Linked DNA regions of Homo sapiens: region 2 is linked to region 1. Evidence: read pairs that join two places in POLR2A ChIA-PET (ENCODE). Cell type or tissue: GM12878. All regions are shown on one strand. Links, peaks and the distances in the headings refer to the core of each region. The heading gives the core; the rest is flanking DNA.

Region 1 (6,559 bases), core at 731-5,730:
GATCAATAAGGATTGGGGAGGGGAGAAGCAGATATTTAATAGAATGTTCAGAGTAGATATCATTGAAAAGGTGAAACCCATGTCTTCTGCTGTCTATTTACTGTATTCACATTCAACCATCAGACCTTGATTTCGTTTTTCTTCCTGATCATTCTGTATCCCAGCTAATGAGATCAATCACATCTATGCCAGTTTGTCACTTAAATCAACATGTAGGGCCAGGAGCGGTGGCTCACGCCTATAATCCCAGCACTTAGGAGGCCAAGGTGGGTGGATCACCTGAGGTCAAGAGTTTGAGACCATCCTGGCCAACATGGCAAAACCCCCGTTTCTACTAAAAATACAAAAATTAGCCGTGTGTGGTGGCACATGCCTGTAGTCCCAGCTACTCAGGAGGCTGAGGCAGGAGAATTGCTTGAACCCAGGAAACGGAGGTTGCAGTGAGCCAAGATTGTGCCACAGCACTCCAGCCTGGGTGACAGAGCGAGACGCAAGTCTCAAAAAAAAAATCAACATGTAGGAATGTTTTAGGTCTCTCTCTTGCCCTTACATATTAGTCTCCCAGAATTACTAATTCTGCCTCTTTAACTTTGCTTAATCTGTCCCTTCTCCTCTATCGTAAGGCTCCCATCCTTACCCGCCTAGACTATTACAGAACACTCCAAACTACAGTCTTTCAGTTTTCTTCCTCACCTACTCTGCTGTCCTTAATTCAATCCATACCAGTGTACTTGTCCCTATATTCCATATTGTTTCACCCATCTATTCTTGCGTATGAATTTTCCTCTGTCTGAAAGACCTTCTTTTCTGATCTCTTATTATCTGGCAGATGCCCTTGCAGTTTTGAAGTTCCAACTCAAAAACCTTGGTTTCATACTTTTCTTGAGTCTCAACTCAAATATTTCCTTCTCTGTAAATCCTTTCCTGACACACCTAACTAGGTCACCCGCCAACCCATTTTGTCTCACCTTTGTATCCTAGAGGATACAAAGATACTTTAATCTGTATCGTATTTGTGTGTCTGTCTCAATTCCACTGGATTGTAAGATCCTTGAGGTCAGGAACTTTGTCTTAGATATATTGCCAGTGCCTTGGCACAGTAATTGATACCAGGTGTTCAAAATCTTGTTGAATGAAATATATTCCTAATAAATTTTAGTAATGAGAGCCTCCTAGTCCCACACTTAGACTATTTCAAACATAATTCCAACAAGCTGTCAAATCTAGTTTCCCTTACCATAGCATATGAGAAGCCAACACTTTAAAAAGTGGTGATGGTAGATTGGCAGCTTGACAGCATGAGGTTATGGAAGAACTAAAAAACAGTTACAACTAAAATTTTGTCTTTCTGGAACAATTTGTTATAGAGGTTACAGTTTACATCGATTATAACTGCATCATAATATAAAGATAACCATGAGTATTAATTTAAAGACCTTATGTTCAGTATGTTATTTCATGAAGGAACTCTAAATATTTTTATTCAAAATTAATAGAATTTCAGCAAATTATGTTATATAAACTCCTTTTTTAAAGATAAACTATAATAAGCATTTAATATGCTTCATTCAGTTTATGTTCTCTTCCCTTTTTTAAATTAAATTTTCTAAATACGTTAAACTTTCTAGGAGCAGTAAAAAAAAAATGCTGAAAGGCATCGTAAAGAGTACTATGGATAATACCTTCCTTAAAAATTCTAGGTGGCTAATGTGCTTTTCTATTATGATACATTGGAATTTTAGTTATAGCTTCCTTCCTTTTTTTCTTTTTTTTTTTTTTTGAGATGGAGTCTCACACTGTCACCCAGGCTGGAGTGCAGTGGCACAATCTTGGCTTGCTGCAACCTCCACCTCCCAGGTTCAAGCGATTCTCATGCCTCAGCCTCCCAAGTAGCTGGGATTACAGGCACCTGCCTCCATACCCGGCTTTTTTTTTTTTTTTTTTTTTTTTTTTTAGTAGAGACGGGGTTTCACTGTGTTGGCCAGGCTGGTCTCTAAGTTTTGACCTTGTGATCTGCTCACCTTGGTCTCCCAAAGTGCTAGGATTACAGGCATGAGCCACTGTGCCTGGCCGCCTTTTTTTCTTTTTGTGTAATTTAACACATTTCTTATGTACAGGTTGAGTATCCCTAATCCAAAAATCTAAAATCTGAAAAACCCCAGAATCTGAAACACTCAAAGGAAGTGCTCATTGGAGCATTTTGGATTTCAGATTTTCTAATTATGTGTGCTCAACTACTAAGCGTAATGCAAATGTTACAGAATTTTTAAAAATCTGAAATCTGAAACACTTCTGACTCCAAGCATTTTGGATACAACCTGTATTTGTAATTGCTCTACAAAGACCTCAGTGAAGGAAGTGGATGGACTCAAATAGGTGTCATAAAAGACTAAGTCACTGGGCAAGTCTAGCAAGTCTTGCTGATCATTCCAATTTGTACTGGATTGTATTCGTTCTTTCTGAGAAAATAGAAGTATGGTACTATAGTTCATTTATAGATTCATCATTTCCATAGCACTATATGCTAAAAGTGAAAATCAGCCCAAAAAACTTCGATGTGGTATTAATTTGGAAGTTACATTCATTGCACTGTATATTAAAAAAAAATTTTTAGTGAGTGTTTGGCGAGGCACAGTGGCTCACGCCTGTAATCCCAGCTCTTTGGGAGGCCAAGGCGGGCAGATCACCGGAGGTCAGGAGTTTGAGGCCAGCCTGGGCAACATGGTGAAACCCTGTCTCTACTAAAAATACAGAAATTAGCTGGGCATGGTGGCAGGCACCTGTAATCCCAGCTACTCGGGAGGCTGAGGCAGGAGAATCACTTGAACCTGGGAAGCGGAGGTTGCAGTGGGCCGAGATTGCGCCATTGCACTCCAGCCTGGGGGACAAGAGCAAGATGTCTTAAAAAAACAAAACAAAACAAAACAAAAACAGTGTTTGTTCTGTATGAATCAATCATTGACACGATGTATATGTATACTATTTCAATATTAGTTGTTTTTAAATATATATTTAGAGACAGGGTCTCTCTGTTTCCCAGGCTGGTCTTGAACACCTGGCCTCAAATGATCTTCCTGCCTCAGCTTCTCAAAGTGCTGGTATTACAGGCATGAGCCACCATGCCCAGCCTCAGTATTAGTTTGTGCACAGGAATTTTCAGTAGAATACTTTATACAAGTATATAATTTTACTTCTTTTTTGTTGTTGACCTCCCTCCCCAGCTTCCCAGGAATTTTTTACTTCTTAAAGCTTGGGTTGTGCTGGAGGAATATTTTCAGTTACTACTTTGGAAAATATTAAACAGTTCCCAGGCCTTCCTGAGTTTGTTTCAGTTTAAGTTTGAGGAAGCTGCAGTTAGTAAATTGTGGTTGGCAGATGCTGTAAGCAGGTGACTCAGTAGGTTAAACTCATGATGACTCAACTGTGTAAAAGTCATGCCAATAAATAGCTTGAAAGAAAAACTGCCTTCCAGACTTTTGAACTGCCATAAAAAGTTCAAAACTATTATTAAAAGTATCACAAAGAATATTAACATGTGGCTTTAGAAGAAAACACATTTTTCTTCAAGTGGTTTTATAATGTTTTCTTAATTTATCTGATTTTTTTACTCTGGTTATTCTGAGAGGAGCGGACCTTATACCAATGACACTTAGCAAATTGTAGTTAAAATGCAGGAATATTACAGGTCTGGATCAAGTTTATTCAAGGGAATATTGTTATGAAAGATAGGTTTCAGTTGGGTGATCAACCAAGAAACCCTATTAGTAGTTATTTTTAATTAATAAAAAAGCTAGTTAATAGCTGTTAATGTAATATTGCTGTAACCGAATAGATAAAGCAAGATACACAGTTGTTTGTTGTGATTTGATGTAATAGGACATGTATATTAAGATAGTATATCCAATTCCAAAATTACTCTTGAGGATTTTCATAAATTATATAATCTATTTATGATATCCATTTCTAGTCTTGGAATACCATATTCTTCTAACCTGGTTTTAATTTAGCTACGTCATTTTCTGTTTTTAAAAATAACAATAAAATGATTGGATAAATTGGGTCATCTTCCTTTTTATGTGACCATATTCCTAATAATGTAGGTAAGTTATTGAAAACCTAGCAGAGAGCATGCAAAATTTTGATTATGCAAGCGCATGGATGGGGAAAAGGGTATGTGGGAAGTGCTTTGACATTAGACAGACCTTTGCTGATTTGCCTTCTAGCTGTGTGATTTTGGAGAAATTACCTAATAATATCAAAATAGCAGAGGTATTGTTAGGATTAAATGAGGTTAATCTTTGTGAAAGTGCTTCTCTTGTGACAATTTAAAAAATCTTTTAATTTACAGTGGCAAGTAAATATGCTTAACTGTTAAATAGATAAATAATCTTTCTGAATAATAGGGAATTGACTGAATTTTGGTTTTGTGTTCATGCTGATTTTCTTTCTTTCTTTCTTTTTTTGAGACCAAGTTTTGTTCTTGCTGCCCAGGCTGGAGTGCAATGGCACAACCTCGGCTCACTGCAACCTCTGCCTCGCGGGTTCAAGCAGTTCTCCTGCCTCATCCTCCCTGATAGCTGGGATTACAGGCGCTTGCCACCACACCCAGCTAATTTTTTGTATTTTTAGGAGCGATGGGGTTTCACTGTGTTGGCCAGGCTGGTCTCGAACTCGTGACCTCAGGCGATCCACCTGCCTCAGCCTTCCAAAGTGCTGGGATTACAGGCATGAGCCACCGTGCCCGGCTGATTTTCTTAAATTGCTATTTATATTGGCAAAATACTTATAGAATAAGGCATTTAGTCTTCTAGCACAGTATCTGAAACGCTGCATCAAGTTTTTAAAATAAATACAAAATTTATTTTACCTGGTGCTTTCTAAGTTACAAGTCTGTTTCTTAAATGTGTATGTTGTATTACTGTTTTTTTCCTAGAACATTAATCATCAGATACATACTATGTGATATGTTTCTGTATACCACATCTGTTAAGTAAAGAAAATGTATGCCCTCTAGCTAAGTTAAATTTGAATTTTATGACTTAGTTCATAAAAAATGTATTACAGAATTAAATTTTTATTTTTATGACTAGCAAAGGTTTTATAAGAATTTCATTTGAGTAATACCTGGTACAATCAATGTCGTACTAATAGAATAGCATTGTTATTTTTTATTTTATTATTATTATTTTAAATAGAGACAGGGTCTCACTATGTTTCCTAGGTTAGTCTTGAACTCCTGACCTCAAGTGATCCTCCCGCCTTGGCCTCCCAAAGTGCTAGGATTACAAGCGTGAACCACCATGCCCAGCTTAATATTGCATTAAATAACTCGTTCTTTTTATAGGCCTTTAACGATATTTTTAGCAAATCTAAAAATTTAAGTATTAACATATTAAAAGGTTTTTTTTTATAGGATAGGGAAGGTTTTTGTTTTTGGTGTTTTTTTTTTTTTTTTTTTTTTTTTTTTAAGAGGAGGTTTCTCTCTGTTGATGAGGCTGGAGTGCAGTGGTGCGATCGTGGCTCACTGCAGCCTCTACCTCCCATGCTCAAGCAATCCTCCCACTTCAGCCTCTCAAGTAGCTGGGACTACAGGCATGCACCATAACACCTGCCTAATTTTTGTATTTCTTGTAGAAACAGGGTCTCGCCATGTTGCCCAGGCTGGTCTCAAACTCTGGGCTCAGCGTTTCACCTGCCTCAGCCTCCCAAAGTGCTGTGATTACATTTTGTTTGTTTTCAAGAGACTCTAAACAAGAGTCTGTCATGTTACCCATGCTAGACTTCTCGTAACTCTGGATCTCAAGTGATTAAGTCCACCTTTTAATGTGAGTATTTAAAAGAATGCAAAGAGTATTTTCATTTTACTCTGTTATCATTACCAACAAAATTTCTAAATTAGCTAGGTTTCTATGGAGTATGCTTATCATATTTAACTGTCAGATTATATTGCATTTTTTGTTGAAACTTTGTAACAAAGGAAATTAGTATTACTGTGAATAAATTGTTGGCATCAGTCTTTTTCATCTTAAATGTTTCTTTTTCTCATTATAAAAGCAAAACATGGTCATTGCAAAATAAAAAACTTCCAGAAAAATACATAAAAGCATAGCAAAGTAGATTATTCATAACTCAGCTAAAGAAATTACTGGTAATATCTGTTATATATCCTGGTGGTGGTGTGTGTGTGTGTGTGTGTGTGTGTGCACGCGCGTGTGTGGATATATATATATATATAATATGTATATATGGAGATACATATATATATAAAATCTTTCTAGTTGGAAAAGTAAAAGGAATGTTTTTATGGTTCTGTTTGTGATCATTTGAGCCAAGATAAAATATTTTTAAGGCTGTATCCCATTGCTTAAGTAGATTTCATTTGGGGGATATTTTAATTCCAGGACATAAATTCTGACGAATATAATGAAAACAATTATATTAAAATACCCTTGTATTTGTCATTAATTCTGTTTTGTTTGCCTGGTGTGTTTTAATGTGATTATAATTTGAGATTTGTTTTTTTGGGTGTTGTTAGACATGAAGTTTAAAATTTTTTTTT
Region 2 (6,559 bases), core at 968-5,967, 1.0 Mb before region 1:
CAGAGGTTGCAGTGAGCCGAGATGGTGCCACTGCACTCCAGCCAGGGCTACAGAGTGAGACTCCATCTCAAAAAAAGAAAAAGTAAAAGAAAAATAGTTATCTGTGGATTTTCAACTTCACAGGCAGTGAGTGCCCCAACCCCTGCATTGTTGAAGGGTTATTTGTAAGTATCTAGACAAAGCCAAAAGGCTTTAGAAATACAACTAATGAATCCATTTTAAGCATGGCTCTTACTGTTTCCTATGCCAATACTGGTTTGGAATTAAAGTGGCATCATCAAGAATTTCACCTGTGCCTTATGGGCAAAATACAAGCATTCATCTTTTGAAAAAGTCTTACCTTATTTAAATTATTTAGAATTAATCAGTTGTTCTTGAATATCATCAAATGGGAAAGGCTAACAATAGCTTTTAAATCAACAACAAATTATTGAGTTTCTAATGTGATATTCCACATGTTATTTTGTTAATTATTCAAAACAATTGCACATTATAAATATGGTCTCATTTTATAGTTAAAAAACACCCCTGAAGATTAGAGAAGTTGAGTAAATTCCCACAAATCACATCTAGGTCTGTGTATCCTGAAAGAAAGTCCAATTTTTCATACTTTCCCTTCCTTGCAGACACTTTAACACATAAGCAGAGAAAGCACTAATAAAGGAGCTATTCTAGCCTTATTCCTGACTACAAAGAAAGAACTACTTGGACATGTGGAAACCCCAGGACACCTGAGCCAAACTGACTATATTATTCTGGAATCTGTGACAGACAGGAAGAAAATACCAGGCAGAGTCAGGTATAAGCTGAAGACTTTAGGAAAGCAGATTTAAAAACATGAAAAAGAAGAATTAGGACATCTTCACTCAAGGATGCACAAAGAGAATTGAATAACTCCTGAAGAAAGATTGGAAATAAAATCTGACTATATGCATTAAAAATCTCAATGCCACATAAAAGGTACCCCAAGAACTGACATTTTGAGAGCTCTTTCTGAGCACACATTAAACTAACAAAAAGGGGTGGGGATACTGGGAGAAGGAACATGAAGCCAATGTGAATAGAAGACAGTTGTGTGAATCTGCACTGACAGTGCCATAGTGTGATGGTTAATATTGAGTGCCAACTTGATTGGATTGAAGGATGCAAAGTATTGTTCCTTCGTGGCTCTGGGAGGGTGTTGCCAAAGGAGATTGACATTTGAGTCAGTTAACTGGGAAAGGCAGACCTACCCTCAATCTGGGTGGGCACAATCTAATCAGCTGCCAGCACGGCCAGAATAAAAAGCAGGCAGAAGAACAAGGAATGGCTAGACTGGCTGAGTCTTCTGGCCTCCATCTTTCTCCCGTGCTGGATGCTTCCTGCCTTCAAAAATCGGACTCCAAGTTCTTCAGCTTTGGGACTCTTGGACCTTCAACCACAGACTGAAGGCTACACTGTTGGCTTCCCTACTTTTGAGGTTTTGGGATTTGAACTGGCTTCCTAGCTCTTTAGCTTATAGATGGCCTAATTTGGGACCTCACATTGTAATCCTATGAGTCAATACTCCTTAATAAACTCCCCTTTATATATACATCTATACTATTAGTTCTGTCCCTCTAGAGAACTATGACTAATACACATAGTGTCCATAAGATTCCATAATGATCAGCCATTCATTTAATAACTATGTCTTATAGACCATAACGTGGCAGATGTTGTGCTAGACACTGGAGTTAACAGTGCTCAACAAAACTCACACACATCATTTGCTCTCAGGGAGCTTATATCCTTCTCCTCTAAGTCATGACCTCCTTTTTCTCAGCCTGAAGCCAATCAACAGAAGTTGGCCTATAATAAAACTATGTAATTATAAATTTTGATAAATGCTGTGAAGAAAAAACACAAGAGGCTGAGAAAAAAGGAGACCATGACCTAGATGATAGGCCCTCAAGGGAGAATTTTCCTGAAGCAGAGTTAGCCAGTGTGTGTGTGTGTGTGTGTATGTGTGTTTAGAAAATTGTCCCCCAGACTGGGAACCACACGTTAAAAGGCTCTGAAGGGGAGAAGTCTACAGCCAATCCAAGAACCATAAGTGCCAGCTTTGGCAGGAAATGCAGGGCAGTGGGAGTCAGGCAGGGCCTGGGTCAGCGAGACCTAACAGGTCATGGGATAGATCTGGGTCTTTCTCCAACGAGGCGATTTAAGCAGGAATATCACATGACCAGATTTGCATTTCTAAAGCTTATTCAGGCTACAATATGGGAACCAGAGAGGGAAACAAGGCAGACAGAAGAAAACCAATTATAATACGATAACAGTCCAGGCAAGAGAGAATGGCAGCTCAGACCATGAGGGATGCAATGTTATTGGAGCAGAATGGACTGATTGAGAGACATTTAAGCAACAAAAACACCACAGTTTAGTGGCTGAGTGATGGATCTGAAGGGGGAGGCGTGGGGAACAGGTATGGTCAATTATGCTCTGAGTCAACTTATACTCTCACTCATGGCTTTTTGCAGAGGGTGGGTAGGAGGTAATGGGTAACAAGTTCTTATTATTTTAGTATTTTTTACTCCATAATAACCTTTCCTCTTTTCTTTCTGCCAATTATATGTTGGTAGAACTGGGTCATTTAGCCTGTAAAGTATCTCAGATTCTGCATTTGACTGATTACTTCCTGTGTTATTATTTTAACTTATTCCTCTACCTGCTGGGTTTCCTGTAAAATATGGTAGATCTGAAGACTCGATTGATTCTGGTTCAAACTATTTTTTTTTCTTTCGGCTAGAATACTTCATAGGTTACCCATATACTTCTTGCTACATCCCATCAGAAGAAACAACATGTCAGAGGCAGCACTTTTAGTGATGCTGGAATTGATCTGGGGGCTTAAGCGCCCCATTCCTTATAAAGTTTCTCTTACACCTTTTGCTTAATGGTTTTAGCATCCACCAATGGTGGTTGCCTCAATCCACTAAAAAAAAGCTACTTCAGTAAAATAGAATAAAAGTACACTGATTTTAGCAAAATGTGATACAGCCTCACATAATTTCTTCATAGAAATCAATTCCAAAGGCCTCACTCCAGCCTCGCCAGCTTGGACTCCATCTGTCAAGCTGTTCTGGTTGCCCTCCAGCAGCTCTGTGTACACCTTCTCAGTGGCTCCCTTAATTCTTCTGACTCAAAGTGTAACCATCAATGTCTTATCTTCTGTCCCTTTTCTTTTCTCTCTCTGCCATCTCTTTTTGGTAAATTACATTCATTCCTTCCAAACTGCCATCAGCAACATTTCATAAAATCATAACTCCAGACTCAATCTGAGTAGAAATTTTTGGTTGCCAACTAGTCCCTCACTCTGCTATAAATCATGCACATCACCTTTAATCTCCAAACCACCTTCAGACCCCTCTCTCTGCCAAGGATATCATGATTCTCTCAATCACCATTGACTACTCCTCCTACTCCTTCTCCCTAACCATCCACATCAGTAAGTTGACAACTCTGTGCAATCTTCCTCCAACATATCCCTCTCATTTTTCTCTTCCCAAACCACTGCCAGCCCTCTAGTACAGGTCTTCATCTCTTGCCTAGACCACTGCAAATAGCTTCTTGATACCTCTCCCACTTTAAAAGGCTCTGCCCTGTACAATCCACCCTAAACATAGGGCTGGAAAAAGCCCCTAAAAGCACAGCTAGAGTTCCCCTGTTCAAATAGTTTCACTTTCTACCCAAAGGAAATACTCAGCTAACAAAGGAAATACAAGCTGTTCATGCTACCTGCAATCTGTCCCTTTTACCTTCACAGACTTTGTCCCACCCATGCATTACTCAGGCCTGCACCTCTGCACCACTGCTGGTCTCTGAGTCTCTACCCAGGAATCATACCAATAGCCAGCTCCTCATTCCTGATGCCCAAACCATCTTCGATTACTAACAACCTACTCATTCTTTTTCCTCTTCACTAAATGACATATATATATATATATATATATAGCAATCAAATAATTGGCAATGAAATATGTAGATATGTATATAATATGCATAATATAATATGCATAATAAAATATGCATAATACATACATATCTACATATTTCATTGCCAATTATTTGAATCACTAAGATATTATATTCTTTTTATAACAGATTTTCTTTTCATTCTCTAGTTCTTTCAACCTAAGGGAATAATTTAGTATACTTCTTTCTATAATTGCTTTTTATCTTATATAAAAAATAGTTACACAAAGATAAATATTTGGTAAATAGTTTGGCTTTTAAACAGATCATGTGATACACATGATACATAATATATAAATACATATTCTGCAACTAGGTTTTCTTATATAATTTACATGCATATGCTTTCACTGCAATTTATAGAGATCCACTTCACACATATTAACAATTATCTCACATACTGTAATATAGATGATCCTTAGCTTATTCTACCATTCCCCTAGATCAGCATTCAGTTCACCCCCTTTTTTAACAATTAGAAACAATGCTGAAATAAACATCTTTGTATTTAAATTTTTATAACTTATTGAGTTTTTTTTTTAATCAATTCCCAGAAGTGAATTCTGGTTCAAATAACATGCACATTTAAAATCTAATAAACTACAGACAGATTATGTCCCAAAAGTAATAATGTACTCTTAACGACAAGAGCATATGAAGGTAAGTATTTTTCCACACCTTTTCTAATGATAATGCATTTAATTTTTTTCACTTTCATCATGCAGTTATTTGAAAAATGTTATCTTGGAAGTTTAGCATTACATATACCTTATGAATTTCTTTCCTTATTCTTACATGCTAGATATCTTCCTTTTCCTCTGAAACCTTTGTAACACATTTTTTGCCCTTTTGTGGAACTTTTCATTTTATACTTTATGCTGAATTGGTTTCTTATTTTATATCTCTACCATATTGTAGCTTAAAAGGATAGGTCTCCTATCTTCCCTGTTCATATAACTTCCATAATATTAGCACAGTAGCAATATATAGGAGATGATCCAATTTTTGTTTAATAGAATCCAGTTGATCAGTTAGAGAAATGGGAGCTCAGGGCTAGGAATTAAGTGTGTATAACCCTGTGTCCTCTAGGAGGAAATTGCAAGTGGATTGCTGCAAAATTTTATCACTGGCAAAACAGTTGAACAAAGCAGATATAGGATGTTCACTTATCAAATCTACTGCTCAAACATCCAGGGTAGGTAAAGCCAATCGACAGAGTATGACAACATCAGGATGTTTATAAGCCAAAACCATGGGCAGAAGCACATCCACAGGGAAGCACAATATAGTAAGAAAAGTTTTTTTTCTTAATTTGTAGGAATCTCATTTTAAAATAAACTCAGATGAAATGTTTACCAGTGGATAAAAGATAAAGATTATAGCTCAGCATAAAAATGACATGATAACACCTAAAAGGCAGCAGAGCTCACATACCCTGAATAGGGCAATATTCAGGTTATTGAAAGTTGCCTTACGTACATTATCCAATTTCACACACATAAGCACACACATCCCTATGCAGTAGATACTTTTATTATTATTATTATTATTATTATTATTATTATTATTATTATTTTGAGATGGAGTCTTGCTCTGTCGCCAGGTTGGAGTGCAGTGGTGTGATCTTGGCTCACTGCAACCTCTGCCTCCAGGGTTCAAGCAATCCTCCTGCCTCAGCCCCCTGAGTAGCTCGGACTACAGGCACGCGCCACCATGCCCAGCTAATTTTCATATTTTTAGTAGAGACAGCATTTCACCATGTTGGCATGGATGGTCTCAATCTGTTGACCTCGTGATCCACCTGCCTTGGCCTCCCAAAGTGCTGGGATTACAGACGTGAGCCACCGCGCCCGGCCTATTATTTTTTATTCTTATTATTTTAATCCACATGTTGCATATGGGGAGTTGAATTTCCCAATCATAAATTGTACATGCAGGGGAACTGAGTTTGGAGCCCAGATATGTTTGAGTCTAGACTGCCTATAATTTCTCACCTAAAGAGATACAAAAACAGAGACCTGATAGGTTGGGCACCGTGGCTCATGCCTGTAATCCCAGCACTTTGGAAGGGTGAGGCAGGCAGATCACGAGGTCAGGAGTTCGAGACCAGCCTGGCCAATATGGTCAAACCCCATTTCTACTAAAAATACAAAAATTAGCCAGGCGTGGTGGCGCATGCCTGTAGCCCCAGCTACTCGGGAGGCTGAGGCAGGAGAATCGCTTGAACCCTCAAGGCTGAGGTTGCAGTGAGCCGAGATTGGGCCACTGCACTCCAGCCTGGGTGACAGAGAGAGACTCCAGCTCCAAAAAAAACACAGGGGCCTGATAAATCTTTGTCAGCAGTGCCAGAGACCATGATTTCCTTCAGCGGGAGAATGGAAAGATGACATTTGAACCAGTCCAGACTTAGCACTTACTATGCTAGCACAGAAGTTAGAATCGCCTAAGAGTCGAAAGCCCAGCAGACAAAATAAACCAAACAAACAAGCAATGTTCTACCCTACACACTTACAATTAATTCCTAAGGATAAAAAAAATTCCAAAGATGACGTAGATTTACTTT

The links. Peaks named below come from ENCODE experiments on the same cell type or tissue, not always from the same donor. Only the 100,000 strongest peaks of a DNase experiment are listed, where the experiment ranks them.
Region 2: POLR2A ChIA-PET joins it to region 1 with 9 read pairs; 1 of 35 experiments calls an interaction of 5 or more read pairs at or near these places.

Annotation. Positions count from the first base shown.
Region 1 is chr10:63,233,402-63,239,960 of GRCh38, reverse strand. All of the region lies in intron 3 of JMJD1C (jumonji domain containing 1C), which reads left to right. Among named protein-coding and RNA genes, the nearest start is that of NRBF2, 100 kb to the right of the region's middle. In GM12878, for the core only: no CTCF peak of the experiment used is centred there; a DNase peak (open chromatin) is centred at 3,320; H3K27ac peaks cover 760 bases.
Region 2 is chr10:64,258,424-64,264,982 of GRCh38, reverse strand. The region is part of intron 3 of LOC124902439 (a long non-coding RNA gene); the gene reads right to left. Among named protein-coding and RNA genes, the nearest start is that of LINC02671, 660 kb to the left of the region's middle. In GM12878, for the core only: no CTCF peak of the experiment used is centred there; a DNase peak (open chromatin) is centred at 3,722; H3K27ac peaks cover 476 bases.